5 separate regions of the Homo sapiens genome follow, and regions 1, 2, 4 and 5 are each linked to region 3. The links are chromatin loops, found by intact Hi-C in ENCODE. Cell type or tissue: heart left ventricle. All regions are shown on one strand. Links, peaks and the distances in the headings refer to the core of each region. The heading gives the core; the rest is flanking DNA. Region 1 overlaps BCAS3 (BCAS3 microtubule associated cell migration factor). Region 2 overlaps BCAS3 (BCAS3 microtubule associated cell migration factor). Region 3 overlaps BCAS3 (BCAS3 microtubule associated cell migration factor). Region 4 overlaps BCAS3 (BCAS3 microtubule associated cell migration factor). Region 5 overlaps BCAS3 (BCAS3 microtubule associated cell migration factor).

Evidence for each region. Peaks named below come from ENCODE experiments on the same cell type or tissue, not always from the same donor. Only the 100,000 strongest peaks of a DNase experiment are listed, where the experiment ranks them.
Region 1: a loop joins it to region 3, with 4 times the contacts of the local background. A loop is called at or near these places in 64 of 110 quality-filtered maps.
Region 2: a loop joins it to region 3, with 2.0 times the contacts of the local background. A loop is called at or near these places in 11 of 110 quality-filtered maps.
Region 4: it touches region 3 in a loop (2.2-fold over the local background); 9 of 110 quality-filtered maps call a loop at or near these places.
Region 5: it touches region 3 in a loop (10-fold over the local background); 95 of 110 quality-filtered maps call a loop at or near these places.

What each region holds. Positions count from the first base shown.
Region 1 is chr17:60,717,680-60,724,136 of GRCh38, forward strand. All of the region lies in intron 5 of BCAS3 (BCAS3 microtubule associated cell migration factor), which reads left to right. Among named protein-coding and RNA genes, the nearest start is that of BCAS3, 43 kb to the left of the region's middle. In heart left ventricle, for the core only: a CTCF peak has its summit at 3,261 (motif pointing right); no DNase peak of the experiment used is centred there.
Region 2 is chr17:61,201,878-61,208,334 of GRCh38, forward strand. The region is part of intron 22 of BCAS3 (BCAS3 microtubule associated cell migration factor); the gene reads left to right. Among named protein-coding and RNA genes, the nearest start is that of BCAS3-AS1, 69 kb to the left of the region's middle. In heart left ventricle, for the core only: no CTCF peak of the experiment used is centred there; no DNase peak of the experiment used is centred there; H3K27ac peaks cover 2,559 bases.
Region 3 is chr17:61,385,844-61,392,300 of GRCh38, forward strand. BCAS3 (BCAS3 microtubule associated cell migration factor) reads left to right here. Exons shown (of 24, transcript NM_017679.5): 24 at 6,134-6,457. The coding sequence ends at 6,282. Among named protein-coding and RNA genes, the nearest start is that of TBX2-AS1, 11 kb to the right of the region's middle. In heart left ventricle, for the core only: a CTCF peak has its summit at 4,290 (motif pointing left); DNase peaks (open chromatin) are centred at 4,258 and 4,675; H3K4me3 peaks cover 278 bases; H3K27ac peaks cover 1,284 bases.
Region 4 is chr17:61,328,116-61,334,572 of GRCh38, forward strand. All of the region lies in intron 22 of BCAS3 (BCAS3 microtubule associated cell migration factor), which reads left to right. Among named protein-coding and RNA genes, the nearest start is that of TBX2-AS1, 68 kb to the right of the region's middle. In heart left ventricle, for the core only: no CTCF peak of the experiment used is centred there; a DNase peak (open chromatin) is centred at 3,294; H3K27ac peaks cover 1,689 bases.
Region 5 is chr17:60,999,224-61,005,680 of GRCh38, forward strand. All of the region lies in intron 15 of BCAS3 (BCAS3 microtubule associated cell migration factor), which reads left to right. Among named protein-coding and RNA genes, the nearest start is that of BCAS3-AS1, 130 kb to the right of the region's middle. In heart left ventricle, for the core only: CTCF peaks have their summits at 1,832 and 3,234 (motif pointing right); no DNase peak of the experiment used is centred there; H3K27ac peaks cover 1,195 bases.

The DNA.
Region 1 (6,457 bases), core at 1,118-5,117, 670 kb before region 3:
TTTTACGGTGAAATTACTTATACCCGCCATCTAGAGCAGCAGTCCCCAACCTTTTTGGCACCAGGGACCGGTTTTGTGGAAGACAGTTTTTCCACAGGGTGGGGATAGTTTCAGTATGATTCAAGCACAGTAAATTTATTGTTCACTTTACTTCTATTATAATTGCATTGTAATATATAATGAAATAATTATACAACTCACCATAATGTAGAATCAGTGGGAGCCCTGAGCTTGCTTTCCCACAGCTAGATGGTCCCATGTGTGGGTGATGGGAAACAGTGACAGATCATCAGACATTAGATTCTCATAAGGAGCACACAATCTAGACACTTCACATGCGCGGTTCACGTTAGGGTTCGCGCGCCTATGATAATCTAATGCTGCTGCTGACCTGACAAGAGGCAGAGCTTAGGCAGTAATGTGCGCGATGGAGAGCAGCTGTAAATACAGTTGAAGCTTCGCTTTTGCTTGCCTGCTTCTCACCTCCTGCTGTGAGGCCTGGTTTGTAACCAGTACCTGGCCCAGGGATTGGGGGACCCCTCAACTAGAATATACCCTTAAAATTTTACTATACTTTTTTTTTTCCAGTTTTTTTTTCAGGCAACCCTCAGAACCAGAAGGGGTTCATACAGCTGCCTACTGTACTTTGTCTCACATCCATCTTATTCATTGCATTTCAGAGGAAATGCAAACATCAACATGCTTTCCCCTAACTACTTTTGCATGCATATAATTAACTAGAGTTCAATATTTGGTTAGTTTTTAAATTTTTTTAGACAGAGTCTTGCTCTGTTGCCCAGGCTGGAGGGCAGTGATGCTATCTTTGCTCACTGCAGCCTCTACCTCATGGGTTCAGTTGATTCTCATGCCTCAGCCTCCTGAGTAGTTGGGATTACTGGCACATGCCACCATGCCTGGCGAATTTTTGTGATCTTTTAAATTTTAGCTATTTTGGTAGGTGATACCTTGAGGATTCATTTAGCATTACCATTTCCCTGATGACTAATAATGTGGAGTACTTTTTCATGTTTCTTGGCCATTTATATATATTTTAGCAATTATTTGTATAATTTTTTTGCCCATTAAAAAATTTAGTTGTAGGCTGGGTGCTGTGGCTCACGCCTGTAATCTCAGCACTTTGGGAGGCCGAGGTGGGCAGATCACGAGGCCAGGAGATCGAGACCATCCTGGCTAACATGGTGAAACGCAGTCTCTACTAAAAATACAAAAAAATTAGCCAGGCATGGTGACAGGTGCCTGTAGTCCCAGCTACTTGGGAGGCTGAAGCAGGAGAATGGCGTGATCCCAGGAAGCGGAGTTTGCAGTGAGCCAAGATCGCGCCATTGCACTCCAGCCTGGGCGACAGAGCGAGGCTCTGTCTCAAAAAAAACAAAAACAAACAAACAAAAAAACTTAGTTGTAGAAGCCATTGGAGGATTTTTGAATAGAGGTAATATCACTTTTAAAAATAAGAAAGGTATGTGAAGAGCAGATTTGGGTGGAAAGGTAGTGAGTTTGGTTTTAAATGTGTGAACCATAGACTGTTGCTGGTCCATAAACTGGTGATAGCGAATCGTTTGTTATTGGCAGCAAAAAGGTAAAGTGCAGAAAATGAGAGTAAGCCTTTCAAAACCTATAGTATTCGCCAGTGCACACTATCCAAACATATGTATATAGTTTACAGAAGTATCATTTGTGCCAACTTTTAGAAAAATCAAAAAATAATTCGTCTTTTATGACAAACAGTTTGAAAAACACTATCATCAAGACATCCAGTTGGAGAAGGAGTTTTTGATGAGTATGTTTAGACATGCAATCATGTATTATTTTATTTCACACAAATAACATTTCTGTGATTATTAACATTCATTTTAGCATTATACATTCTTTGTAGTCATGAGAATAAGATACAGAATTTTCAAGGAGGAGATTTGAATTGCAGGATGAGGAGTTGAACTTATTCTTTCAGCCATAATAATTTGGACTCGTTGAGAATCTTTTGGTAACATACATTCCAAAAGCTGTCTGTAATATTGATTTTGTGGTTGCAGTGGGATGAATAGCAGGAGAAAAGAAAAGGTTATAAGGCTAGTTAGGAGTGAATTTCAACACTGTCTAAATGTTAGATGTTGAGAGCCTGAACTAAGTTTGTTGTTGTGAGAGGATTACCAAAAACCATGGTAAGTGGTTAGACGTTTAGAAGAGAAGAAAGTTAAAGATGTTTCCAGAGTCTTGACCTGGGGACCAGTGCTGCTTAGTATGAAAGATGGCATCATTTTAGCAGAAATAGAATTTGATTATTAGACTTACACTATGTTAAAAATCATGTAAAGCAAAAATTGTATAGCATATTGTCTTATAAGTAATAAAGGGTTCTCACTTAAAGTTTCAGTGGTAAAAGTCTTCTGATATTTTCGCATACTTTTTGCTATCTGTTTAAATGGCAACTTAGTTTTCTTTTCTTTTCTTTTCTTTTTGAGACATAGTCTTGCTCTGTCACCCAGGCTGGAGTGCAGTGGTGCAATCACGGCTTCGCTTCCTGGGCTCAAGCGATTCCCTCACCTCAGCCTCCCGAGTAGCTGGGACCACAGGTGTGCACCACCATGCCCAACTGATTTTTGTATATATATATTTTTTTGTAGAGATGGGGTTTTGCCATCTTGCCCAGTCTGATCTTGAACTCTTGAGCTCAAGTGATCCTCCTGCCTTGGCCTCCCACAGTGCTGGGATTACAGGCATGAGCCACTGCGCCCAGCGTCTTATCTTCTTTTGAAATGCTTATTTTTTTCTTAAAAAATGGAGAATATATTTATTACATCACCTAAAATATGGCAGTTGTATTGTGTGAAACAGTATACAGTTGGCCCTGGATATCCATGGATTCTGAATACGTGCATTCAGTCAATATGGATAGAAAATATTTGGGAAAAAAGTAAAAAATAATTCAACAATAAAAAATAACACAAATAAAAATGACAGTATAGCTATTTACATAGCACATTGTATTAGGTATTGTAAGTAATTTAGAGATGATTTAAAGTATATAGGAGGATGTGCATAGGTTTTATATGCATAGGTTATGTGCAGATACCATGCCATTTTATAAAAGGGACTTAAGCATTGGAGGTTTTGGTGTCCACAGGGATTCTGGAACCAACCCCATGTGAATACAGAGAGATGACTGTATTTTCTTTTCAAAAGTTAGTATTTGTAGTGTTTTCTTGGAGCTGTGTATATGCGGTACTTCAATGACCTAACACTAGGTGTCGCTACCACATTGAGCTAAGAAAAGTGCGGCTGCTCCTTGAAAGGAAATTTTTGCCCTAAAGCTTTTTGTGTAGTTTTTATACACTAAAAGCTTTAGAGCAAATATGCAAGGGCATTCTTGAGGTAAATGCCAATTAGTCTACTATTTATTAGAGGTTGGGTGCCAATAGACCTTGCCATGTTAAGATTGTTAGCCAGGAAACAGTTTTTATGGGTTTCATTTGGGAGTAATATAAAGTTAGTGATTTGGGTACACTGGCAAGCAGAGAGAGGTTGAATATGGATGAAGTCCAGTGAAAAAAATTGCCTTTGTTGAGAATAGGACCTTATTTTGTTTGGTGCATTCTCTTCTTCCTGGAAAGAGAATAGGTGGATCCTTAGACTGTAGATACAGTGGGAGGACATTGGTTGTTATGGATGAATAAAAGCAGAAATGAAGAGTAATACTGAAGTAATTTCTGGAATTTAACCATATTGGTGGATTAAAATATCTTTTCCTGTAGTATGTTTCTTAAAGTATCACTCCAGAGAACTCTTGCATCTGAAACTTAATTTTTCCCTGTGTGCGAATAGTGGCGTGACTCTTGTTGATTTGACATAGGCAGTAGACATTACTGTGAGTTTGAAATTTATCATTGTAAGTTGGACTCTTTCTTACTTGAGATCTTTTTGATGATTTTCTACTCTAAAACAATATATTATTTGGACCTAAGCTGATTTATAAGTCTGTGGAATGCAATTTTTTTCTGATAAATGTTATTGAATATACATACAGTAAAATGCACAAATCTGAAGTGTACAGACTGAAAATATATATATATATAACCTTCTAACCATCATCCTGGATTAAGATCTAGAATATTTCCAGTACCTCAAAAGAATCCCTTGTGCCACTTCCTTGGCAGTACTACCCTCTTTCCACCTCCAAGTAACCATTATTCTGCTATTCTGACTTCTATCACCATAGATTCTTTTTTTCTATTCTTGAATGTCTAAGAAATATGGTCATAGATTTAAAAGGTATGCTCTTATGTTCTGGCTTGTCTCTTAACATTATGACTGTAAGATTTGTTTTTATGCTATTGTGTGTAACATTAATTTTGCTGTGTTGTATCTATCATATGAATACAATAAATTTTGAAAAATCCATTATATGACTGATAGACATTTTTGTTCCCAGTTTTTGAGTATTATTAATAAAGTTGCTCTGAAAATTCTTATATATGGTAATTTTTCATGGATGTAAACAAAAAATGGTAATTTTTGGTGTACGTAAACACTCATTTGTCTTGGGTGTTGACCTAGGCGTAGATTTATTGTGTCATAGGATAAGTACATGTTTACCTTCAGTAGGTACTGCCAAATAGTTTTCAAAAGTGTTTTTGCCAACTTTGTACTCTCACCAGAATTATGTGGAAGTTCTGTTTGTCCTGCATCCTCAGCAGCACTTGGTATTGTCAGTCTTTTTGATTTTGGCCATTCTGTTGCGGATGTGTTGATATCTTCTGTGAGGTTTTAAAAATGCTTTTTAGGGGGCTGGGTGCGGTGGCTCATGCCTGTAATCCCAGCACTTGGGGAGGCTGAGGTGGGTAGATCACGACGTCAAGAGATCAAGACCATCCTGGCCAACATGGTGAAACCCCGTCTCTATTAAAAATACAAAAAGTAGGCAGGCATGGTGGTGGGCACCTGTAGTCCCAGCTATTTTGGAGGCTGAGGCAGGAGAATCACTTGAACCTGGGAGGTGGAGGTTGCAGTGAGCCGAGATTGCGCCACTGCACTCCAGCCTGGTGACAGAGCGAGACTCTGTCTCAAAAAAAAAAAAAAAAATGCTTTTTAGGCTGGGCACAGTGGCTCATGCCTGTAATCCTGGCACTTTGGGAGGAGGTGGGAGGATCCTTTGAGATTAGAAGTTTGAGACCACCCTGGGCAACATAGACCCTGTCTTGACCAAAAATGTGGCATGTGCCTGTGGTTCCAGCAACTCAGGAGGTTGAGGGGAGAGGATCACTTGAGTCTAGGAGATCAAGGCTGTGGTGAGCTATGATCACGTTACTGCCCTCCAGCCTGGGCGACACAGGACACAGCAAGACCCTATTTCAAAAAATGCTTTTTATTTTGCAATAAATTTCAAACTTCCAGAAAATTTTATAATGTATATAAGGTATTCCTGTTACTCATTGTGGAGATTCACCAATTACGGATTTTGCCTTATTTGCTTTGTCATTCTTTCAGTCTCTGTATCTATGCATATATTTTCTGAACCATAATTTCCATAAATTATTATTATTATTTTTGAGATGGAGTCTTGCTCTGTTGCCCAGGCTGGAGTGCAGTGGCGTGATTTCGCCCACTGCAACCTCTGCCTCCCGAGTTCAAGCAATTCTTCTGCCTCAGCCTCCTGAGTAGCTGGGACTACAGGCATGCACCACCATGCCAAGGTAATTTTTTGTATTTTTAGTAGAGACGGGGTTTTGGCATGTTGGCCAGGCTCTTCTCAAACTCCTGGCCTCAAGTGATCCAGCCGCCTCGGCCTCCCAAAGTGCTAGGATTACAGACATGAGCCATTCATTGTGCCTTGCCTGTTTTCATAAATTATTTAGTATAATTTCCTACAAATAAATATATAGCCATAGCACTGTCATCAAGCCCAGGACATTTAAATTTGATGCAGTAGTATTGTGGAAACTATTGTTCATATTCAAATTTCATCCATTGTCCCAATAGTCTACTTTATAGCTATTGTTACTTTTTCACTTTCTTTCTTTTTTTTTTTTTTTTTTTTTTTTTGAGATGAAGTCTCGCTCTGTTGCCCAGGCTGGAGTGCAGTGGTGCGATCTCGGCTCATTGCAACCTCTGCCTCCCAGGTTCAAGTGATTCTCCTGCCTCAGCCTTCTGAGTAGCTAGGACTACAGGCACCCGCCACCATGCCTGGCCAATTTTTTTTGTATTTTTAGTAGAGACGGGGTTTCACCATATTGGCCAGGCTGGTCTTGAACTCCTGATCTTGTGATCCACCTGCCTTGGCCTCCCAAAGTGCTGAGATTACAGGCGTGAGCCACCGTGCCCGGCCTACTTTTTCACTTTCTTAAAATTTTCTTTTGATGAAAAAAATCTGGTTCCGATTTTTTATCTTTTACTCTATTATTATTTTTGTATCTTTGTTTACTCTAAGGACATGCAAATATTC
Region 2 (6,457 bases), core at 1,276-5,275, 190 kb before region 3:
CCTACTAAGTAGCTGGGATTACGGGAATGTGACACCACGCTCGGCTAGTTTTTGTTATTTTTAGTAGAGACCGGGTTTCACCATGTTGATGAAGCTGGTCTCAAACTCCTGACCTCGTGATCCTCCCACCTCAGCCTCCCAAAGTGCTGGGATTACAGGTGTGAGCCACTGTGCCCGGCCTCTTTTTTTTTTTTTTTTTTTTTTTGTAATTTTTATGTGCCAGACACTATTCCAGGTACTTTCAGAAAGGTGGTGATTTTTTTTTTTTTTTTTTTAAAGAGATGGAGTCTCGCTCTGTCTCCCAGGTTGGAGTGCAGTGGTGTGATCTCAGCTCACTACAAGCTCTGCCTCCCGGGTTCACGCCGTTCTCCTGCCTCAGCCTCCTGAGTAGCTGGGACTACAGGCACCCAAAAAGGTGGTGATTTTTCTCCCCATTTTGCGGATGAGGAAACTGATGAGATCTGAAACGATTTGCGCAATCTATCACAGCGAATAAGGTTGGGATGAGGATTTTAACCCAAGATCTGGCTTCAATGCCCATGCTTTTCTTAACTCCCTTGAAGCCTTAACACTCTCAACAAAGAGTTTACTTTCCTTTTTCCCCTCCTCATTTTCTTTTTTTTTTAAAATATTACTTATTTAATTTTTAATGGTCGAGTTTACTTTTCTTCTTATTTTACTTGTGTTTCTTCTAAAGGAGCTGTCTGGGCTAACTACTCCATTGGTTAGAATATGATGCCTTTGAGCCCAAAATCTTGTTTGATCTCAGAATAGGCCAAGTTAATATTTTACAAAGAAAAGCTGAGAATTAAATGGCATCACCATTAGCCTGCCATTGTCAGAAGAATATGAGATGAGCTAAGAGTATATCTGACTCAGAAAAACAACTCAAAAGCATGTCTTGTTGTTCTCAGATGGTCTGAGTTTTCAAAAGAAAAAAGATGATGAGTCAATCGTAGAAATAAATAGCCTAAATATCTCATAGATTAAGTCAATTAAGTAAAGATTCCCCTTATGTATTTGCCCTATTTTAATGTAGGTAATCAAGGTACTGAATTTTTTCTAGACAGGTTGTAGTATCAGCGCAGTGATGAAAGTAGTCTTCCTCTGCTGTGAATTAGGGCTAATATTAAATTTTGTGTGGTTGCTGAAGAAGTTTACTGTGCACTAGCTCTCTCTTCAAAAAAATTATTTAAGTTACATTAAATTTTATTTATTTATGTGTAGCTCCTAGATCTAAAAGGGAATAGTTTTTTCCCCTCACAATTTCAAGACTTCTCTTTTATTCTTCTTTTTTTCGAGACAGTTTCACTCTTGTCACTCAGGCTGGAGTACAATGGCACGATCTTGGCTCACTGCAGCCTCTACTTCCTGGGTTCAAATGATTCTCCTGCCTCAGCCTCCCGAGTTGCTGGGATTACAGGTGCCCGACACCACACCTGGCTAATTTTTGTATTATTAGTAGAAACAGGGTTTCGCCATGTTGGTCAGGCTGGTTTCAAACTCCTGACCTTGTGATCTGCTCACCTCGGCCTCCCAAAGTGCTGGTATCACAGGTGTGAGCCACCGCGCCTGGGCTTCATTACAATTTTTATTTTGTCTTCCTGATTTCTGGGGGATAAGAGGGGAACCAAAAAGATAGTTTATGAAGAACTTAACAGTTTCCACATTGCCATTTCTGTAAAATCAGGAAAAGAACAACAGATGTATTACAGACTAGTTAGGGAGAAAAGTGATCAAAAAACACTTGATATTTTTAAATTCGTGGAAACTTTGAGCTACATATTTTGCCTTCCGTTCATCTTTGTAACCATTTTTTTGTTTCAGGTTGAGTGTGATTCTTTCTTCCCAGCTGGAACTTTCAGCCTTGTCCCCGAGACCAAAAGCTCAATCAGTGTCACTCTGCAGAGAATGTTTTCAGTATACGAGTGTCCTCTCCTTGGCACTCAGTTGGGACAGTCAGCACTGCCCCTGCCCCAGAGCTAATTAACTGCATTGCTATCAGAGCTCTGAAGTGACAGAGGCAAAGGGCAGAGAATGGAACCAAGAGATCATTCAAAATGGGGTTCAAGCTGGGAGGCAGTGCCCGGCCCCCTTCTTTCACAGCTGGGGTTTTGGCAGCCTGTCCTCGGGTTGTTCAGCCTGGTGACCCTAGCCGCCTGTGATTTACTAACTGTTTTACAAATGTTTCCTCGCTCTGGGAGGTTTGATACACTCTTCATCCTCCTCAGCTCACCAGAGTCACTCAGTCTCTGAGCCAAACCTGCCTTTGTTTACAACTTTTCCGGAAATTTTCACAGAGGGAGAGAAACTCTCCCTCCTCTTTCAGTGTTTTATTTTTAAGTCAACACTTTTCTCAAGTTTATTTGTGCTAAACCAAATTCTCCTACAAGGTATTGCTCTGTATTCAAATGGGAATTGCTGCATTTCTATAAATAGAATGAAGGTCATGTGAACGAGTTCAGAAGATTCTAGATATCACATTTTACGGGACCTTTACATTTAGTTCACTATTTTTTGAAAATAATATTCTATGTTTGGATTTGTCTTTTTTTCCCACATTCATATTTGACTGCGCATTATGTGAAAAATTGAATTTGGGAAACATTGAGTGGAATATTTTTTAAGCTGAAATACCCATGTTAAAAATAACAAAATGTGTTGTTGCTTCATCATTGTAACTTTCTTAAAAACAGAATTTATAGCCCCTTTATTAAATATTTCTAGAATATAATTGCCTCTGAAAACACAGTACCAGGGTTTTTTTGTTTTCGTTTTTCTTTAAATCTCATTCCCATTAATTGCTCAGTCTTTACCTTGGCGGAGAATGAAAAACTGCCTTGGAACTTATTAATAAGCATTTAGAAAAACTCGACAAAAAATTAAAGAATTGGCCTGGCATGGTGGCTCATGTCTGTAATCCAAGCACTTTAGGAGGCTGAGGCACGCAGATCAGTTGAGGCCAGGAGTTCGAGACCAGCCTGGGCAACAGGGCAAAACACCTTCTCAACAAAAAATATAGAAATTAGCCTGGCGTGGCGGCACATACCTGTAGTCCCAGCTACTCAGGAGGCTGAAGTGGAAGGATCACCTGAGCCCAGAGAGGTTGAGGCTGCAGTGAGCCATGATTGTGCCAGAGTGAGACCTTGTCTCAAAAAAAATTAAAGAATGACAGGATAAAAATTTAGGGAGGCCGATTCCATCTGCAATCAAAAGCTAACTTTTGGTCCACACTAAGTAAGAAGTATTATTTTTCTCATTTCTACCTATGAAAAAAAGGTTGAAACTGAAAGAAAAAAAAAGGCATTATTTATTTTCCTCCTTTTCTGTCTTCTAGAGCCAGAACAGACAGAATATATCCTAAATTGGATACAGCCAGAGAATAGTTTACTGATAAAATATGTTTTAGGAAGGAAAACTGGTTACATTTCAGCATATACAGCTGGACTTCCTGGTGGGCCTCCCACATTGTCAACATCAGTACCATTTATTTGTTGACCAACAGAAGACCACCAGAATGAGGTATTTTCATTTCTGCATACTTCTAATTCTACAAGAAAGATAGCTGTTGAGAGAGCTAATATCAAGGAAATGGCAAACAAACACCTTAGGTGATCCTGTGTGACATTCAGGAACTATTGCAGACTTCCAGGACTCAAGACAGTCTCCTCAGCCATAATGTCATTGACCTTGACATACTCAGAACAAATTGGTCTGTGTGATTGCTACCACATGCTGTAGCGCCTCCTAACCCTGCCGTTGGTCTGGAGTGAAGCAGAGCAGGAGAAAGGGCTCCTCATCAGAGGATATGCTTCTTTTATGTTCCTTAGACTCTTGCCCAGCATGCTTTTCCCACTCTATTTAGTCTTAAAATGGCTAATTTAAAGTTTCTGAAGCTTTGTAGGAGCCGCAGAGTGTACCTAGTTTTGCCAGGCAAGGACTGAATAGGTGAATAGTCATTGTATTCTTAGGGTGTGAAACTGTTTCGGGAGCAAAAGATAAGGCAAACACAACCAAAAAGACAGCCCTTTTGCTTAGTTAGGAAGATAATTTATGTCCCCAAAGCTCTTTCAGTGATCTGTACCCATCAGACCAGTAGAATTTGAACTTTTTTCCCAACTGAAGAGTCAACTGAGATGAGTAATAAGCACACTCCTCACTTCTGGTTTTCTTTTACGTCTGTAGGTTTTTTTCATTTATATGGAGAACACAAGTCGTAGCCAGTGAAAGTTTGTATAGGCCCCTCTGTTTCTTGCACTCTAGTTATAGGCACTTGCTAAATGTTTCTTGAGTGGATGAATGAATAAGTGAATCCTGGACAGATTGAGATGTATGGGGTGAGTCATAATCCTGGCAAAACCCTAATTAAACACAGTGGAACCATTGCCTTATGCACAGGGCAACCTCAGGCATTCTGCGTTCATCGTGTCTGCAGTGTTCTCCAAATTCTGAAGCAGAGATGTCTAGATGCTTGTTTAGTGCGGAGGGTCACTTTCTTTATATTTTAAAATCAGTAAGGTCATACTTAACTTCGTTTGTACATATTAATATATCCATAAATGTTGGTAGTTCCTTTGGGTACTATGAGTGACTATAATATTAACTAAACTGCATTTTTAGATTAGAAAATTGTGAGGGGGGACCAAGCACAGTGGCTCACACCTGTAATCCCAGCACTTTGGGAGGCCAAGGCGGATGGATCACCCGAGGTCAGGAGTTCGAGACCAGCCTGATCAACGTGGTGAAACCCCCGTCTCTACTAAACTTACAGAAATTAGCCGGGCATGGTTGTGCACACCTGTAATCTCAGCTACTCGGGAGGCTGAAGCAGGAGAATCGCTTGAACCTGGGAGGCAGAGGTTGACGTGAGCCAAGATCTCGCCATTGCACTTCAGCCTGGGCAACAAGAGCGAAACTCTGTCTCAAAAAAAAAAAAAAAAAAAAAAAAAAAATTGTGAAGGGGGAATCCCCTATGAATGTACCAGTTTTTACTTTGATCCAATCAAGTTGTTTTGTATGGTTTGTTGTTTGTTTTTTGGTTTTTGGTGTTTTTTTTTTTAATTTGATTTCTACATGGATTCAAAATAATTTTGTTTGGAAAGAACAGATATGTCAGGGGAAGAAGTGACACGTAAGCTACAACAGAGTATATTTTTCAAGCACCTCTTTATTTGAAGATGCAATATTAGTATTTGTTCTTTCTTAGCACCTTTTCGAAGTTTTCTTCACATGAACTCTTGCAGTGTGCCAAGGATAGCAGAGATGTTTTTCAAACGTTTATTGGCTACACACATAAAAGAACAGAAATTCCTATTTTTCTTCTCTGTCCTTATATTACTATATCACCTGTTCTCCAGCCTATGGGTACAAGTGATTGACATCGTTTTCTTGTCGATAAGTATGATACTTATACATCTGTCTTGTTCTTCTTACTGTCTGTGTATTAATATTTCTAGATGAAGATATATATTAATTCATTTAATCTTCATTATAACTTTAGGATGCAGATACTGTTATTATTCTTTGATAGATGAGGAAACTAAGTTCAAGAAAGATCCCAAATGTGTCCAAGGTTACAAAGACAGTGAATGCATGACTAGATTCAAACCAAGATGCCCTGGCTCCTGAAGCTGTGCTCCTAATCACCAAGCTGTTTCCCATGGCATTCTATTCTGTGAAGGTATTATCATCTAGTTGATGGCTTCCCTATGGATGTTGTCTAACTTTTTTTGCATTTACAAACAAAACTGCAGTGAACATCTTTATACATATTTCCTTGTGCAGTGGTTAGCATCTTAGAAACTTGAATATATCTGCTTCTTAGCCTCCCACCCAAATTTCTATGTTGCTTTAGAATCCAGAGGAGAAAATCCGCCCTCTTACATGGCTCAAAGAAATATGCTCACAGAGTGCCCATTTTTCAGTTTTCTTAGAGTTGTGAGATTTAAACTAAGAGAAATAAGGTACATATATATTTGTGTGTTGCTTAGTGAGAAGTGGTGGGTAGGAATAATTTTTCTGTTTTTGCTGAGATCTTATTAGTAACATGGCTAAAAACATTGGCTTTGCAAAATTCTCAGTCAGATTCTTGCTTTTAAATAGAATTAGAGGGGAAAATTACTATTAGTCTTTTATATGGAAATAACAAAAAACTTAGGAGATAATGTTGATCACATACCCTTTTTTATTATATCTTAGTAACTTATTTAATATTTTAGAAAGTGGCTTATAAAAAATTTATTGATTTCTACTTAGTATTTCAAATCTAAATTCAGGATGGGAAGGTTTCATGAACTTTCCAGAGACTAGTAACTTCCTATTCCACTTTCCTGGGCTTGGTATTTTAGTTATTGTATTGTCTACTCATATATTTGACTTTTCACTGTGTTTCATTTTGTCTAAAGCGGGACTCTTCTCCTCCCAGGGACCAGAGAATTTTCTTCTTGATGTTCTGTTA
Region 3 (6,457 bases), core at 2,333-6,332:
GAGGGAAATGAAAAGCTGTAAACACACATCTGCCATCTTCCTCCCTGGGCCATTTCTTGATTAAAAAGAAAGAATCCTTCCCAAGCTCCGGTGGAAGCCAAGCTGGTGAGGGCCTGGATGGCAGAGACACCTGCTGGGGAGGGAGGCTGGAGAGGGACCCTGTAGTCCTGTGGATCATCACAATGACTAATCCGATTGCAGCAATAATAGTAACTCACATTTGCTGACTGGAAGCGTTAAGCACTTTGTGATGCACTCTACATGCATTATTTAATTTCATTCTTAGAACCAGGCCATGACACAGACATCGTTAACCTCATGTTCGGGAACCTGAGGCACAAAGATTCGAGTAACTTTCCCAAAGTCTCCCAGGTAGCAGGTGGCCAGGGGGTGTGCTCTTAACCACTTCCCTAAACGCCTCCACCAACATGGGCAGACACTGCCCCTCTGCCTTCTCGGGTTCTCTTGAGGCTGGGGGCTGGACTGGCCAGGGGAAACATCCTCATCCTCCTGCTCACTGCTGGAAGCAGGCAGAGCTGTGGGTGCAGGGTCAGACTGGACCCTAAGGTCTCATCCTACTCCCACCAGTCAGCGTGGGTGGAGAAATGCAGCCAGGGCCCAGTCACAGTGCTCTGCCAATCCCTTCAGTGGGCAGCATCAATGCTCATGTACAGAGCCGTGGACGCTGCTCCTTTTGTGGTGACGGAAGTGCCAGAGCTGCCCAAAGGGTGAACCAGGGGCCCCAGGCAGCCTCTTCCTAAACACAAACAGAGCACTGTCCTCCCTGGCCCCTCTCAGGTCCCTGAGACTAGGGCTCAATGCCCCCACTTCCGAAGCCAGAGGAGCTTTTCGCAGGGCCTTTGATTGGCCAGACGTCCAGGTTGGAAGAGACCCAGAGAACACCAAGCCCAAAGCAGGATTTCCTTACTGTTTTTTTTTGTTTTTGTTTTTTGTTTTTTTTTTTTTTTTTGAGATGCCAGGCTGGAGTGTAGTGGCACAATCATAGCCCACTGCAGCCTGGAACACCTGGGCTCAAGGGATCTTCCTGCCTCAGCCTCCTGAGTAGCTGGGATTACAGGCACGTGCTACCACACCTGGCTAATCTTTTAATTTTTGGACACGGTTTTGCTGTATTGCCCAAGATGGTCTTGAACTCTTGGCTTCAAGTGATCCCCTTGCCTTGGCTTCCCAAAGTGTGGGATTACAGGTGTGAGCCACTGCACCTGGCCCGACTTCACCTCCGACCTACTGCTGGGGCCCCTGGTTTGGCCTCTCCAGCTTTCCCTGCGTCTCACACAGGCCCTGTGCCCTCCGCATTTCACCCCTCCCGGGGAGTCTGCTGCCCGTCAACTCACAGCCTGGCAAAGGGGCCACAACACTGCACTGTGGGTGGAGGTGCATGGGCCCATGCTGCACGGCCCAGCTCAGGAGTAGGACAAGGTGTGGGCAGCCATGCCCTTGCCTCCTCACAGACAAAGAGTGACCCCACCCCACCCCATCTCCCTGGGCACACGCTCCCAAGTGACCAGGGTTGCTTCTCTCTAAAAAGGCCAGTCCCCTCTTTCTGCCCCCTCTGACACCTCTGAGTTTGGATGGGCTCCATATGGAGTGGGGCAGCATGAGGATCCAGCTTGCTTTTTTTTCACCCTGAGAACAGTAGTGCCAAGGATCCGGCTGTCTCATCCTTCACTTGTTTCATGAGAGCGGAGGCACCTTTCCTTCAGTTGCTACTCATTCATCATCCCCCTACCCCTGGGGGCTGTCCATCCTGGCCCAAGGCATAGAGGGGCAGCTGCGGGTAACAGGCCCATTTCCAATATGAGCCAACAGGGAATGGCTCTCCAGCATGGGCATGGGGGCCGGTCTTAGTGATGCCGGAGCTGCCAGCACCCTGTGGCCCGCACCAGCACCCGTTCTTTCTTGGGGGATGGGGGTGGGAGGTGAAGAACCAGAGCTAGTGGTTGCTTCGTCTTCCTTGGTTTTGCTCTCTGCAATGTGGGTATATAGCTCCCACCACCCAGGGGACCACATCCCTGGAGAGTGCAAGGTCACAATGAGGTGACTGGGTCTAGCCACTTGCCTGGAAGCCACTCCTCCTCTCCTGCCCTACTTTGGGGCCTGGAGAACAAGCTCTTTTAAAGCTTCTCCCACTGACCAGAATCTCCACACCTCTAAGGGGGGAGGTGGCTGGGGACACTTCCCTCATTTCCTGCCACAGAGCCCCCAGCACTCTCTTTCGGGCCCTGGCAGGTTCCTGATGGACTTCCCCAACAGGTCCACCTCAACCGCAGGACAGCTGCTCAGACCTGGAGGTCTTGGGAGTGGGGGAGGAGGGCAGCAGCCAGGAGTTGGGCCACTGAGTCAGAAGGTCCAAGGGCATCCCTGAAAACTGCAGTCTGTTTCCCTGTCCTCCTCCAGCAACCCACCTGCATGGGGTCCCATCTGGCACTGCATGGGCCGTAGGTCCCCAGCCCTCCCACTTCCTAAAACTGTTCTTCATGTTGAACCTGTGACTCCTCTCCCCCTCCCCCACTCTGAACGGGGTCTTGGCCCCCTCTGTCACAGCAGATCCATCTCTGGGACCCCCAAGACAGATTGGTCCCCAGCCCCTACACATGCATGTCACTGTCCTCCTTGACTGCAAACTCCCCCTCCTCACGGTGTGCCCCTGCGCCTCCTGACACCTCTCCACCTGCTTGCAGAGATCAGTGTACTTCTCAATCGTTGTCCATATCTTTTCCAAAAAGATTCCTCAATGCTTTTCTTTTCAAAAGGGAAAAAAAAAGGAAAAAAAAAACAATGCCAACAGCCCAGCGTCCGTGAGCAACCCAACAGTAACAAAGCATGCGTTCGGGATGGAGGAAGGTAAGGCCACACGTTTCCATTTGCCGCTTGCTCGTAGGGCTGGGCGGCCGGGATGACTTGGAGGGGGGAATCTGAGCAGCCCTCCTCCCCTCCACTTCCCACACACACCCCTGCCTGCAGGGGGAGGAGCAGAAGGGGTCTGAGAGGAGGCGTGGAGAAAAGCGCCCACAAAGCTGCCCCGGGGCCAGCAGGCCCCCGATTCTTTCAGTTAGTCTGTGTTGAAGAATGGGCCCCCACCTCCCCTTACCACATCATTCATTCATTCATTCATTCATTCATTCATTCATTCATTCATGCTAGAAATGTTTAGGGCACCCATGATTTTCCAGGCCACTAGGGATACAGAGTTAAGGCACAGAACCCCCCCGAGGGGGTCTCCCCTAGATGAGACACATGGGACGATGAGGGGGCCTGGGCTAGGAGTCAGCACAGCGCAGGGTAGGGTCTGGCAGGCTCTGCTCGGGGGACAGGACGGGCTCACAGAGGAGTGGACACTCGTGCTAAGCTTTGGAAGATGAGTAGGTGTTCTGGGGCTTTGTAGAGCAAGTTACATGAACACAGGCCCAGAGGCCTAGAACCACCTGGATGGGTCCAAACACCACACAGCTTCATCACTTTTGTGTCTCAGACATAATAACGGGTATCACTAGTGAGGGGTTGGCGGCAGGTCATGGAGGGCCATTTCACAGTGCTGGGGAGTTCAGACCTTGCCCTGGGAACTGTTAGGAGTGGCTGAAGGCTTTTACGCAGAGGAAAAGCAAGATGAGGGCTGTGCTGTACATAGCCCACTCTGGCTTTGGCACAGGGTGGGTGACCTGGAGTCAGGAGACTGAGGCGCACAGGGCAGGCTTAGCCAGGGCAGAGGCAGAGGAGGGAGAAGTTCAGCAGAGCCTTGGTTACCTTACCCTGGGATGCGGGGGCGAGGGAGAACGCTGCCCCCATCCTTCTTACCCGGGTCTAACTGGCAAAGGGAAAATGCGAGCAAGGCGCTCAGGTTGTCCCTGGCCCCCAAGAACAGGACATTCATCTTGTAAGCCCCTGGGTGGCTTTCCCTGCACTGTGGTGTGATGGGCTGGGGTGCATCCACGAAGACTCATTGGTGGGACCACCGAGGCTGCTGGGGTATTTGCTGGGGGCCTATGCCAAGGGACGGTGGGGGTGCCATGCCTGGGCCCGGGCTCCCGTTTCCTGGCTTCCTTGGCAGTGTGGATGTGGAGGCATTTTGCATCAAGGCCGTTAAAGCTGCCCCTGAGCTGTAAAAAGGGGCCAGCCTTCCCCATCCTGGTGGCCCTGCCTGCTCCTTCCTCGGGGGCTTTCTTCCTTAGGCCTGGCGGCCCGATCCTAAGGAAGCCCCTGCTTTTCTTGCGCCTGCCGGTGCTCTTCTCCCGCCCGCCTGGCCCTGCTGTCAGCGCCCCCTAGTGCCGGGCCGGCCGCGCATGAGGGCGGTGGGACAGATCGCCCACAACTCCTCGGCTTGCTTTTGGGGAAATAAGGCAACAGAGGGGTCTCTTGGAGTCTGGAGCTTCCATGTAAAATCCCCAGGGTCTACTCTTGGCTTTACCACCCTCTCCATCTCATGGCACGATGGCCTGTCCCCCCAGATTAGGGTGATACTGAAGGAGGAGCAGGAGAAAAAGATCCTATCTGCCTTGTTTTCTATCCATATCCAGATAGCTCTTGACTTTCCCAGGCAGCCAATGTCCCCTGGAGGTCAGGGACCATAGTCAGGCCCTCGGTCCCTGTCCACAGTCCCATCCCCCTACTTTCCCCAATTTGCCAAGAAGCCCTGGTGTCCCAGTGAACTGTCCCACCGAGACCCCGGCGACAGACTCGGCTGATGGATCCCAAGGGCCCCTCCCCTCCCCAGGCCCAGGTGCCCGCCTCCTCCCCACTCCACTCTGTGGCTGCTGCAGGCCTGCAGGGAGTCGGGGTCAGTGGTTCGTTGCTGGCTGGCTGGTGTTGGCCAGCCCAGGAGTGAAGGCCATGACCCCTTCATTCCCTAACCAGAGCCGGCTGTACTGCGCGTGTGGTGGCAGGGGGCCTGGGAGCGGTTGCAGGATGAAGACCAAGGTCTCAAGCCAGACCAGACGAGTGCAACGTTTTTGCACATCTTGCTGTTTCAAGTGACTGCTTTGAGGTCCTGCACTCCTGGGTGGACAGGCCAGACTCCTTCAGTCACAGGCAGGCATCCCTTGGAGAAGGAAAGGTTGCAGGTCTACATATCTTGGCTTGGGGCAGGCTCCAGAGACTGCCCGGTGTGTGTGTGCCCATATGTCAGAGCCCCCGGGGGAGACTGAAAGGGAATCGGAACTGACCACCTTCAAAAAGCCAAGAAGTAATTGGTTCTTCCTTGCACTCAGCAAGCAGGGAATTCCATTCCCAACCCACCTACCCCAGGACCTGACTTGGGTCAAGAGATGGTAGGACAATTGAGCGGCCCACAGCTGAATTAGATGGATCAAGCTGCCATATCTGAGGTGGCAACATGGATGTGCAGGGCCAGGGAGGCAGAGGAGGAGGAGGGCGGGACTCCCTGCCTGCCCTTCAGGTTGATGCTGAGGGGCCTCCAGGAGACTTGGGGCCTAAGAGGAAAGGAGAAAGGAGGCACTTCAGGCAGACAGGGACCCTCTCTTCATTGGAGCAGGCCCCTCTCAAACCAGGCATCCCCTCCCAGGGAAACAGGACACTTGGCAGGAGGTGCCAAAGATGAGCCAAGACCTGGCCAGCAGATGGACTGTGTGGGTGAGCATGAGTGAATGAGTGAGTGGCAAAGCCAGGCAGAAGCTCTAGGCACAGGCAGGGCAGGAGAGAGGTGGGGACAGATCAGGCAGGGATGCTGCAAGCCCTCCCGTGTCCTAGCTTCTCCCCGCCTGCCTCCCCTGTAGAGCCGGGACAGAAGGCACTGTGGAGTTGGGGGCATGCTGGCTGAGCATGAGTGTGTGCAGGCGTGGGTACGGGCTCATGAAGAGCTGTGTAGTCCACACACATCGTCAGGGTGGCCGTGCTTCGGGCCTAAAGGGCTTCCCGCAGCAGGGAGACGGTGCTCTCACACCAGAGTCTGCCAGCCAGGGGGCTTTCCCTCCCCTGGCTGAGCCTTCCTGTGACCTGAGCTGCCCCCTGCCCATCCAGGGAGCAGGCGGGGATCCCCCTGCGGAAGGACACAAGTGAACCCAGAATGGTGCCTCAAGGCAGGCAGCCTGGCCCAGATGGTGCCCCCACTCCCCAGACCCAACTCTAACCAGGCCTGGCCCTCTCCTGTGTCTTGCAGAACTTCAGCGAGAGGGAAGCATCGAGACTCTGAGTAACAGCTCAGGCTCCACCAGCGGCAGCATACCAAGAAACTTTGATGGCTACCGATCTCCGCTGCCCACCAATGAGAGCCAGCCCCTCAGCCTCTTCCCGACTGGCTTCCCGTAGGTACCAGCAACCTGCTTCTGACTGGCCAGCCCCCTCCCCTGCTGGAGGAGGGGAGAAGCCCCGCTCTGGTCCTACCCTTCAGTCTCTGCTCTTCCTTCATCAACCACCTTCCCCAAGCTTAGTGACAGCAGCCGCCCATCCTACCTGGATGGAGAAGAGACCCTTCTCCAAGCAC
Region 4 (6,457 bases), core at 818-4,817, 59 kb before region 3:
AATAAATTTTAGTATGCACATATCGTGGAATAACCTATAGCTTTAAAAAAAAAACCTTAATAACATTTTTAAGTTTTAAAAAAGCAGGTGAAAAACAATGTGTATAATATGATCCTATAGAGAAAGAAAAAACTAGTAGAAGCATAAAGCTCCATTAACAGTGCTTGTCTCTGGGGAAGTAAACAACAAAAACAAACAGGGAATTCTCACTCTGTTTTGTGGTTTTATATAGTTAAAATAGTTTACAATTACCATTGTCAGTTAATTCAGACTGCTATAACAGAATACCATAGACTAGGTGGCTTAAACAACAGGAAGTTTATTTCTCACAGTTCTGGAAGCCAAAGTCCAAGATCAAAGTGCCAGCAAGCCTGGGCACAGTGGCTCACACCTGTAATCCCAACGCTTTGTGAGGCCGAGGCTGGCGGATCACTTGAGCCCAGGAGTTCAAGACCAGCCTGGCAACATGGCGAAACTCCGTCTCTACAAAAAATATAAAATTAGCCAGGTGTGGTGGTGTGCGCCTGTAGTCCCAGCTACTCAGGAGGCTGAAGTGGGAGGATCACCTGAGCCAGGGGTGGTCAAGGCTGCAGTGAGCCCTGATTGTGCTGCTGCACTCCAGCCTGGATGACAGAGTGAGATCCTGTCTCAAAAAACAAGACAACAAAAACAAAATGCCAGCACATCTGGTGTGTGCTGAGGACCCACTCCCTGGTTTACAGGTAGCCATCGTCTTTCTGTGCCTTCACATGGCAGAGCATGAAGACGCAGGCTCTTTTTTTTTTTTTTTTTTTTTTGAGACGGAGTCTTGCTCTGTCGCCCAGGCTGGAGTGCAGTGGTGCAATCTCAGCTCACCGCAACCTCCGCCTCCTGGGTTCAAGCAATTCTCCTGCCTCAGCCTCCCGAATAGCTGGGACTACAGGTGCCCACCACCACGCCCGGCTAGTTTTTTGTATTTTTAGTAGAGATGGGGTTTCACCATGTTGGCCAGGCTGGTCTTGAACTCCTGACCTCAGGTGATCAGCCCGCCTCGGCCTCCCAAAGTGCTGGGATTACAGGCGCCTGGCCAAAGCAGGCTCTTTTTCTAAGGGCACCGATCCTATCATGAGTACTCCACCCTTGTGACCAAATGTGCCCCACCGCCAAATACCAAAACATCAGGGGTTAGGGTTAATATAAACTTTGGGAGGACACAAACATCCAGGCCATGTTATTATTATTATTATTATTTTTTTTTTTTTTTGAGACGGAGTCTCGCTCTGTCGCCCAGGCCGGAGTGCAGTGGCGCGATCTCGGCTCACTGCAAGCTCCGCCTCCCGAGTTCACGCCATTCTCCTGCCTCAGCCCCCCAAGTAACTGGGACTACAGGCGCCCGCCACCACGCCCGGCTAATTTTTTGTATTTTTTAGTAGAGACGGGGTTTCACCGTGTTAGCCAGGATGGTCTCGATCTCCTGATCTTGTGATCCACCGGCCTCGGCCTCCCAAAGTGCTGGGATTACAGGCGTGAGCCACCATGCCCGGCCTATGTTGTTATTTTTCTAATCAGAAATAATAGTAAAGACTTTTGAAGAGAACAGAAGTGAGAGGGCAGGAATGGTGACTGACTATGGAATAGCTCCGGGTGAGGGTGAGGAGGAGGAAAAGGGGTTCCATCCTACGTTCGTCCTCGGCGCTCACCTCCTCCAAGCTTACCTGCAGGGCTTTGCTGCACTTATCCATGAAGACCGCAAGACGCCGCTTACCTGCTCAGTCTTCGAGCAGCTGTCCCTGATTATGAAGTTCAGAGTGGCTGTTTAACGAGCATTTAGTGAGAATTTCCTTTTAGCAGACACTGTTAGGCGCTAGAAATATAAAAATGAAGAAGACACCGTCCCTGCCCTAACAGAACTTATTGTTGAGGGGGAGAAATTGCCAAGTAAACCAATGTTGCAGTACAGAATTTAGTCTAGATGCCCGGAGGTCTCTTCTGAGTTGAAAAGCCTTCAATTCACTGAAGATGGTCTCTGAAATTTCTAGTTCTTTTCATAGGCTGAGAGAAGGGCTAAGAGTAGGTTTTTTATTTCTTCGTTTCTTCCTACCTTCCTTCCCTTCCCTTTTCTCTCCACCTCTTCTCTCCCCTCCCTCCCTCCCTCCCTCCCTTCCTTTCTTTCTCTCTTGAGACCTGGTCTTGCTCTGTCACCCAGGCTGGAGTAGTACAGTGGCGCAATCACGGCTCACTGCAGCCTCAAACTCCTGGCCTTAAGTGATCCTCTGGCCTCAGCCTCCCAAAGCACTGGGATTACAGGCATGAGCCACCATGCCCAGCCAGTAGTTTCTCACTTTCCCAAGTGTTCACTTTGAATTGGCCTGGGCCCCCAAATGCAGGCCTTCATTCCCTGGGCAGCAGGACATTCTTCTCAGTGGAAGGTTTTATGAAAGAGGTCAGCATGTGCCTCTGCGGCCAGTGGACTAAGTCCATGATGAAGCTGAGACTCACATTCCCACGCTATAGACTCCATAGCTTCTCAGACCTCCACAGCCACAGGCCCCCAGGAGTCCCCCTGCCCATCTGGCTATTCCTCAGAAACACACACCAGTGAGCACACAGGGGACACCTGAAGTGCACAGAGGACTCCGGCAGCAATGGCCAGGGAATGAGGAGACCCGAGTTCTAATCCCAGCACTATCACTGTACTCCATAGCATGACTGGGAACAAGTAACTTTCTTTCCCTGGGCTTCAGTTTCCTCATTTGCAGAATCAGCCAATGGTGGTGAATGGTCTCTGCCAGCGTTGACATCCTGTAATCATTGTCATTGTGTGACAGTTCTGCCATCTCTCTACTAGGTCAGGTGAAACCACCTCCCAAAGGGCCTCTCTGGGCGGTGAGTGTGCACTAGCACAGTGCCAGGGGAGCTGTTGAACAAATGCAACTCCTTGTTGAAAACTACTATAGGTGCTTTCCGTAGGGGTGAGAAAAGCATATAAGACCATGTCCTGCGTTCTGGGAGCTTCCAATTTTCCCAGAAAGGTCAGAGAAATACACATGAAACAGATGAAACAGTAGCAGCCCTAGAAGCCTCAGCACACAGGGGTAGGGGATGGAGAAGATGGGGGCTAGAGTGGGAGGGGGGCTTTTTGGCTGGACAGTTGCCAAAGGTTCCTGCTGATCTTCAGAGTTTTTCCTTTCACAAAGCATGTGACAAGTGCTTTGCCTTGTTTCATTCTGGGACGTTCTGTTCTCTGGATCTGTTTCTGACAGGATATGATCACTGGAGCTTCCAAAATTTCTTTGGGAGTGGGGAGAGGGTTGGCAAGCAGCCAGATGCCCCTGTCGCTTTATTTGGCACAGGAGGAGGTCACCAGGTTCAAGCCCAGAACTAGTTCAAAACTTTAGCCTCAAGGAAAAGGTCCAGGCCAGGCACAGTGGCTCATGCCTGTAATCTCAGCACTTTGGGAGGCTGAAGTGGGAGGATCACTTGAGCATAGGAGTTCAAGACCCCCCTGGACAACAGGGTGAGACCCCATCTCTATTTTTAAGTTTTTATTTTTAATTTCTTTTAAATGGAAGGAAAAAAAGAAAAAGGTTCAAATAATATAATCCTTCCTACATCCCACTCCTAGCAGTGTGGGAAAGTGAAAGGAGAATTCTTGTGACGAGAACTCATGAACACAGAACAAATTTGTGTCACTCCAGTCGAGCGTGGCTTCTCAGTGTGTACTCAGCACGTGGCAGGTGTGATTGTTGGCCTGAGGTGATGACCTGCCTGAATCCTCAGCCCATCACCAGGGCTGGCAAGAGCTTTATCTGCCCATAACTGAGCCCATGATGGGCTCGAGTGGTATGCTTTTTTGGGGTTTGTACCAAACCGGCCTTTTTCCCTGTTTCATCCTGTGCTGGTCTGTCTCTTTTGCATGTTTGGGCTAATCTTCTCCATATGCGTGTCTGGTTTGGCATGTGGGTCTCGACCTCCCATGAGCAGGGCGAGGCTGCCTCAGACAAGTGCAGAGAGTTGCCACCCAGCCCGCCGGGCTCTGGAGCTGGGCCACGGGCTCCTCTCTCTGGAAAGGCTCTGCAGAGAGACACCTGGATGGCTTCTCTTCTATGTTTCGGGGACATGAGAAGAAGGCATTCTTAGAACAGATACTGCCTGGTGACCCACCTAAAACAGTCTTACTAGGACAGCAGGCTTAAGGTATGCCCAGCGCTCAGACACCTAGTCATCCAGGCCCTGAACATCCTGCTCTGACTACAGCGTCCCCTCCCCTCCCTCCACCATCCGAGAGGTCAGCTTCCTTCACCATGGGAGCCCCTGCTTGCCATGTTTGTGAGGGGCAAACACTTCACTGGTTGGTAGGGCTTATGGCTCCATATTGAAAGGAGGGAAACAATTTGACAGCAAGAAAAGAATCTCCTAAAGAGACTGTTGCAGTTTTACAGAGTTCTTTCCAACTGATTGCCTCTGCTAATCTCTATACTACCCTGTGACATAGGAATTATTATCCCCATCTTTTATTATTATTTTTTTTTATTTTTTGAGATAGAGTCTTGCTCTGTCACCCAGGCTGGAGTGCAATGGCATGATCTCGGCTCATAGCAGCCTCCACCTCCCAGGTTCAAGCCATTCTCCTGCCTCAGCTTCCTGAATAGCTGGGATTATAGGCGTCTGCCACCACGCCTGGCTAATTTTTGTATTTTTAGGAGAGACGGGGTTTCACCATGTTAGCCAGGCTGGTCTCAAACTCCTGACCTCAGGTGATCTGCCCGCCTTGGCCTCCCAAAGTGCTGGGATTATAGGCGTGAGCCATGGCACCCGGCCTATCCCCATCTTAAAAAGGAGGCAGCTAAGGCTCAGAGAAGTCATATTACAAGTCTAGGGCAGAGCGGGGACTATATTCTGGCTTCCTGACTCTGAGTTCAGTAACCTTTCTAGAATACTGCCCTCCCTAAACCTACACTGCTGCAGCCTGGAGGTTCCACAAGCCCTTTCTCATAGACCCCAGCAAGGTGCTTTCTCCCTGGACCCCACTCACACCTATTTCTGGACCTTTATTGGCAGGTGGGTCAGAGAGGACACCTGTGTGATCAGAGAAACAAAGTCTGGTGAGAGGAGCAAGTGCAGTTATGCACAGGGAGCAGCTGGTCCCTCAGACCTTGCCAGCCACTTCTGCGGTGGTTGTCGGTCTTGGAAAAGCTCCATCTTCAGAGGGGTTTGTGCCCAGCAGCTGATCTCTGCCTGTAATCTTCAGAGGGCACCAGTTCTTACCAGACAATAGCTGTCTATGACCTCAAGCCAGGCCTAGGACAAAGTGGAGACGTCCTGTGAGGCAGGCAGGCCTCTGTCTCAGCATCACCAATAGCTCACCCTCCTGTCCACTCACATTGTGGCGCCCCCGACCCTTGCCAATCCCGTGCAAACCACGCAATGTCTGCCAGCGCTCACTGCCTTCCTGAGCCCAACAGCCCCTTTCTTGCCCACTAAACTAGCACTAGAGCTTTATCAAGTTCTTGAAACTTTCTTTTTTTTTCTTTTTTTTTTTTTGAGACAGAGTCTCGCTCTGTCGCCTAGGCTGGAGTGCAGTGGTGCGATCTCGGCTCACTGCAACCTCTGCCTCCCAGGTTCAAGCGATTCTCCTGCCTCAGCCTCCCGAGTAGCTGGGATTACAGGGGCACACTACCACACCCAGCTCATTTTTATATTTTCAGTAAAATGGGGTTTCACCATGTTGGCCAAGCCGGTCTCAAACTCCTTACCTCAAGTGATCCGCCCATCTCGGCCTCCCAAAGTGCTGGGATTACAGGCATGAGCCATGGTACCCTGCCAAGTTCTTGAACCTTTCTGGTCATTTGCTTCCCTGATTGAGAGATGAGTCAGCATTCATATATTCATTCATTCATTCATTCAGATATTAATTCAACATATAATTTGATGAGTCCCTAAGAGAGCCCTAGAGACTCAGAAAGGTAATCAGACACAATCTCAGCCCTGCAGGTCTTCACAGCCTAGCAAGGGAGACAGATATGTAGACAGATGATCATGATACAGTAGAAGTATCAACAAAGAGCTTCTGAGCTCATGTCAAAGCCATCTCCCTTGAACACAGATGAGAGAGGGAGGATATGGGGATCAATAGTTACTTCCTTAGAAGTCATGGAAAAAGCACGTAGGAGACAAGGGTGAGCTGGATGACCTTGGGCAAGTTATGTAACTTCTCTGAGTTTCAATTCTCTCATCTATAAGATAGGATGATAAAACCTATGTTGCAGAGTTATGTTGTAAGAATAATGGGCCGGGCGCGGTGGCTCACGCCTGTAATCCCAGCACTTTGGGGGGCCAAGACAGACGAATCACCTGAGTCAGGAGTTCAAGACCAGCCTGACCAACGTGGAGAAACCTGGTCTCTACTGAAAATACAAAATTAGCTGGGCGTGGTGGCCCTGCCCGTATTCCCAGCTACTCAGGAGGCTGAGGCAGG
Region 5 (6,457 bases), core at 1,666-5,665, 390 kb before region 3:
AGCCTTGTAGTACAGTTTGAAATGTGATGTCTCAGGTCAGGCGCGGTGGCTCACGCCTGTAATCCCAGCACTTTGGGAGATGAAGGCGGATGGATCATGAGGTCAGAAGTTCGAGACCAGCCTGGCCAACGTGGTGAAACCCCGTCTCTACTAAAGAGACAAAAAAAATTAGCTGGGTGTGGTGGTGTGCACCTGTAATCCCAGCTACTCAGGAGGCTGAGGCAGGAGAATCACCTGAACCCGCGAGCTGAATGTTGCAGTGAGCTGAATGTTGCAGTGAGCCATTGCACTCCAGCCTGGGCGACAGGGTGAGACTGTGTCTCAAAAAAAAAAAAAAAAAAGAAAAAGAAAAAGAAATGTGATGTCTTAGGCTTTGTTCTTTTGGCTTAGGATTGCTTTGGCTATTTGGGCTCTTTTTTGATTCCACATGAATTTTAGAATAGTTTTTTCTAATTCTGTGAAAAGATGACATTAGTAATTTGGTAGGAATAGTATTGAATCTTTAGATTACTTTGGGTGATAATGGACATTTTAACAATATTGATTCTTCCAATCCATGGGCATGGAATGCTTTTCCATTTGCTGGTGTCATGTGTGATTTCTTTCAGCAGTGTTTTGTAGTTGTCCTTGTAGAGGTCTTTCACCTTCTTGCTTAGACGTATTTCTAGGTATTTTATGGATTTTTTTGTGGCTTTTCTTAAAGGGATTGCGTTCTTTATTTGGTTTTCAGCTTGAATATTATTGTTGTCTAGAAATGCTACTGATTTTTGTATCCTGAAACTTTACTGAAGTAATTTATCAGGTTAAGGAGTCTTTAGAGTTTTCTAGGTATAGAATCATATTGTTGGTAAAGAGAGATAATTTGACTTTCTCTTTTCCCATTTAATGCCTTTTATTTATTTCTGTTACCTAATCACTTCAGCTATGACTTATAGTAGTACTATGTTGAATAGGAGTGGTGAGAGTAGACATCTTTGTCTTGTTCCAGTTCTTGAGGAGGAATACTTCCAGCTTCTGCCCATTCAGTATGATGTTGGCTATGAGTTTGTTGTAGATGACTCTTACTATTTTGAGTCTACTTTTATTTTTGATGCTACTGATTACTAAGTTAAAACTTTCTTGGTGAGGAAATTGGAGGACCTGGAATCAGACTTCCTGGTGGTAGAATCTATCTTCCATGATTTCCTAACTCTGTAATCTTAGACAAATTATTTATTCTATCTGTACCTCACTTTTCTTTCTGTAAAATTGGAATAATAATATTACCAATCTTATAGAGTAACTATGAGAATCAGAGCCCTTTAAATAGTGTTTGGCACATATCAAATATTCAGTAGAGGATTACTGTAGTTTCTATCATTAGTATCATTATTGATACTGCTGTTAATGTGAGAGTCTATAGAACTGATTCATTTTTCGTATTTTGGTACAGTACCTGTTATCCAGAAAACAGAATAAATGAGTAATTCACTAAATAATGAGTAAATTAAATATAATAATTGTGAACTTATTCTTTAAAGGCTTTTAGAACAATACTAGGCTCAATGTTGATAAGCTCAGTTGCTACATTGCTACACCAATGCAAAACCAAAAGTGATGGTAGTATTATCATTTTAATTGGTTTTTGCTCATTTTAATTGTATACATCAGGAAATATGGTTTTATAAATCAGTACACCTATTCTTGAGCCTTTGCCATTTCTTAATTTTGCAAATTAGTTTTCCATTTTAGGTTCAAAAATATAGAGTTCACTGTGTCATGGGACTTAGAAGGAATTTGTTTTCTTCCTGCAATTTCCATTGAGTTAACAAACAGATCTTGGATTCACTTCTGCAGTTCTCTAGAGTTCCTGCAAGTGTCTCCTTTCCTATTAACTTGTTCGTCCTCAGAGGGGTCATCTTTGAGTCACAGCTTTTGGCATCTGAATTCTAGATTCTGCTTTTTCTAAATGGAAGTAGTTGATGAGACTCGGAGACCTTTGTACAAAGCCTCTCATTTCTTGGACTTGGAGCCTCCATATTTCAGTAAAGTGCTTTTACAAAACTGGAAGTATCACTTTTCTTTTTAGCATCTGTATGAGGCATTCCTTTTACCACTCAAAGACTCTGTTTATAGCTTTCATTTGATGGTTTATTGTAATTTTAACTTACGTTGATCAGTAGTTTTCTTGATACAGACCACATCACAATTGTAAATACAAAGCAACCACACATTTCAGCCTTATATAGTTTCACCTACTTAAGAGAATCAATGATAATGTGATGTTTCTTGACTTTTCTTTCCACATCACTGTTTACTTGTGGATTGAAGTTTCCATGTGCATGTTTTAATTTTTGCCAAGAAAAATCAATCAAGTGCACTGTAGCTCTGCTTTAGATTTTATGCCTCATATGACATAGAGTATATAAATAGTATAAACATGTTAAATGGAGAAAAATCTTGTGGGGGGATATCTTAGTTTAGTACCTGGATTTTTATTGATTATGTGTACTTTATTGTTTTAGCTCAAATGCAGTTTTGTTTTTCATTTGTTATTTTCAGATTTAAAGTTTTCCTGGTGAATTTGTTTTCTCAAATTCTTTTATCACCTTTTTTAAAAAAAAATGTTGCTATAGCACTCTGCTAGTTTTAACATTTACTATTTTCTCAAGACAGAGCAGATGAGTTTGTTAGGGAAAGTGGATAGAAAAGAGTGACCTCATAATACCTTCCTGAAAACAAGATGCTTTCATTTCAGAATCATTAATGGAAGAAGCTATTAAATGAAGATTGTACAGTTGTTGTTTTTAAATAGGTTTTTAAAGAGAAGTTTTAGGTTCTCAGTAAAATTGAGAGAAAGGTATAGATAACGTAGTTTTGGGGGGAAATAAAATTGCCAGTGGGATATATTTTAAAGGAAACCTGATATTATATTGCCTCTAAATTATACTTTAAAATTTAGTGCTATGAAAATTAATTTAAAAATATTTTAAACCTAAATAAACTCTATGTAGATATTTTATATTTTTGTGTATTTCATTTTGGATATAACACATTTCTTTTCTCTGTAAGTTTTGCCTTTAAATAAATGCCAGATGATGTAGTTATCCCTTGAAACTAATCCAGAATTTCTTCTTTGCTTTTTACTGCTTGTGGAAATATTTTTTCTTTTCTATGTATTTTTTACATGGGCAAATCATAAACTCCAGATTTCAAAATAGTTTTATTTTTAAATGGTTAATGAGACATGCCTCTAGAGGGCAATATTTTCTCATTGTAATCAAGGCAACCCTGGCATGAACCTGAGGTACTAGGGATGTTAATGTCTTATCAGATCTTAAATAGCCTTTCTTCCTTTTTATTATGTTTTCTGTGATTTATTCTTCAACGTCTTCTTAGAGAATTCAACTTTGGAAATATATTACTATCAATTAATATCCTTTCTGAGTACTACATGCAGATCCAGTTCCTCTGAGTGAATACCATTGAATGAATAGAGGCAAATTTTTTAGTTATATCATTTGAGTATGTGGGGTCATTATGCTAAATGTTTTTTTATTCTCTATGTGTTGCTATTCAGGGACTTGTTATCTGTATACTTTATAATATCAGAGTGATTAAACTTCATTTTTGAGGCATTGAGGCATTATAAGGGCTAATAGTTATCTACTCTTTTCTATTAACATTGATTGGACACTTACTGTTGTTGTTTACCCTTTAAATATAATTTTTATTTTTTATCAAAGAAATACATGCATTTATTATAAAAGTCAAAAATATAATTTTATAGTGAAAGGAGGCACTTTTTGGCCTATCCTCCCCACTCTCGGGTGTCATTCCCCAGAGGCCTCTTCTTTTAACTCTTCTGTTTTTTTCTCAGTTGGTTTTTTTTGGGCCCTTTCCTGGAAATCCTATTACTTGAATAATGTATCTTCTACATTGAGCCCCTAATCTTCTTGTCTATTTTCTATCTTTTTTTTAACTTTATGAGAATTTCCCCAACGTATGTTTCAGTCTTCTTGTTGCATTTTTATTTCTGCAATCTTTTTAATATGATTTTCTTTGAATTTTTTTTATTATCACACCCTTTTCTTATTTTATGTGTAATATTTTTCTCTCTTTAAGAGATCGTTATAAATTTTGAAGCTTTTTTGTGCTCCTTTTATTATGCCCTCCCCTCCCCTCCCCTCCCCTCCCCTCCCCTTCCCTTCCCTTCTTTTTCTTTCCTTTTTTTTCTTTCCTTTCTTGTCTCCCTTTCTTTGCCTTTTTAAATCGAGACAAGGTTTTGCCATTTTGCACAATCTGGTCTCGATCTCCTGGTCTCAAGCAATCTGCCTGCCTCAGCCTCCCAAAATGCTGGGGATTACAGGTGTGAGCCACCAAGCCCATCTGGAGCAGTGATTTTCAACCCTTGACTGTCCATTATACTTAAGCTAGATAGATTTGAAAAATACTGAGGCCTAGACTCCATCAGACTGATTGAACCAAAACACTGACCTCAGTGATGGGGAATCCTTGATGGATCATTGGCTGATTATTTTTATTTTTACATTCTATTATTTAATAATTCATTTTTATTTTATTCATTTTTATTCAGCTAATCAACAAATCAATACTAAGGAACTGATTGGAAGCTTTTTGAATGTGGGAAGGGCATACCGCCTTATAGGTATCAGTGGTCTATCAGGTAGGAATGCCATTTTATTATCATACCTCAAATAGTCACTATCCGTAGGTCTTTTCATGTACGCTGGTCAGTTTTCCCACAAAGAAATTCTTCTATCCTCTGTTCAGGGTGGGGTTGGGGTAATAAAGAGTTTCTGGCAATAAACTTAGAAGTTAGTTTTCAAGGAGTTGAAGGAGTTAACATTATTTTTGTCTAGTGATTAGAATAACAAAAAGAGGATTTGGAGAACCTGTTTGCATTTGATTATTGTCTTACTTCCCTAGTTAGGAGGACAGTTAAGTAAGAAATTCTGGTCTGGTTCCACTGAAATAAAAATATTTCTATGGAAATCTGGAGATGGAATTTTTAGTTGCTGAAGTGAATGAATGTAAAAACTACTTATTCAGATAAAGAAGTGCAAATGGGTAGAACAACAAATTTTGGGAAAAGAAGTGAATGTTCATTTCCTTATGTACTTATCAAAAGGAAGATCTGAAATGTTTTTTTTTTTTAATTTGGAGAAAAATTGGAGAGGGAGAAGAGAGTGAGTAGGCTTCTTAGGATTTGTAGTAGCCAGAGTTTGAATGATTGACCCATATGAACAGATTTAGAAATTATCAGACTTGAGAATAACAGACATGAATAGTCTTGAGGTTGAAATCTGAGCAGGAACTAGAAATCTGCTAGTTGATAGTTGTAAACTACAAAAGGACAACAAGACAGGGATCAGGGCTATACCAGGATTATGCACAGAAGTAGAAATTTTGATGGTTCTTACCATGATGAGGTAAATGATATTTTGAATTTGGAGGAGGATGAGAAAAGGAAAAGGATTTAAGGTTCATTGAAAGAGTTATTAACATTGGATGATGTGTTTTTGCAGGTGAGAATATTGAAGCTAGAATGAGGCACAAGAGGGAAATTACTATTTCAGAATGGACCAAGGTGGAATTAACATGGGCACTGTTGTTGTTGGCTTCAGAAGAAATAGAGCATTCCATTTTCTGTGTTAAGAGCCATCTCTAGTAAGGAATGCTTAATTAATGTTCAATAATATTTCACTCTGGTCTAGTTTTGGAGCAGATTGAAATGTGTCTATATTTGATAAAACCATAGATGAGGGAAAAAATACCATGACAGTACTCATAAATGAATATAGTTTTCCGGCAGTGCTCCAGCTGATTAGGAAAGTGTTTCGGCTTGACAGGGAATTACAGGGAAAGAAGAGTCATTATTTCTCAACTGGGGATGGTCGTGGTATCACTCCTCTTTGTGGTTCTTACTGTCAAGGATCTTTTGTAAAAGTAGGTTTTACGTACGTAGGTAAAGTCATAGGCATACTTTTGGAAAAGTAAATTTAGAAGAGAAGGGCTTGAACTATTAGTATTCGTGTGGTGTGCTTAGTTTGATTTTTTTCTTTTTCTTTTTTTTTGGTAAACTGTTCCACAAATTGTTGATAATTTAGGCAGCTAAATGGAGTATTGGTTTCCTGTTTTCATCTTGAGGAAAATATGTAAGCATATTTTGATAGATATTTAAATGTTTTAAAACTGGAAATAAAGTATATGTGAATAGAAAAGGTTTTATCTGCCCTGTTGTCAAAAATGCTGATTTGGCCCTTTCGTACTGTACTCCCATCTTTGTATGGTTGTTACAATCTGTTGCTCTTTCCCATCTGAAGGAAATGCATCTTTGACACTTCTCATGACCTGCGTCATGATGCTGAAATAGAGCCAGAAAATATCCTTAACAGTCATGGGTAAAAAGAAGGAAGGCGTCCGTGGGTTGGGGCGGGAGAATAGGGGACTGTGA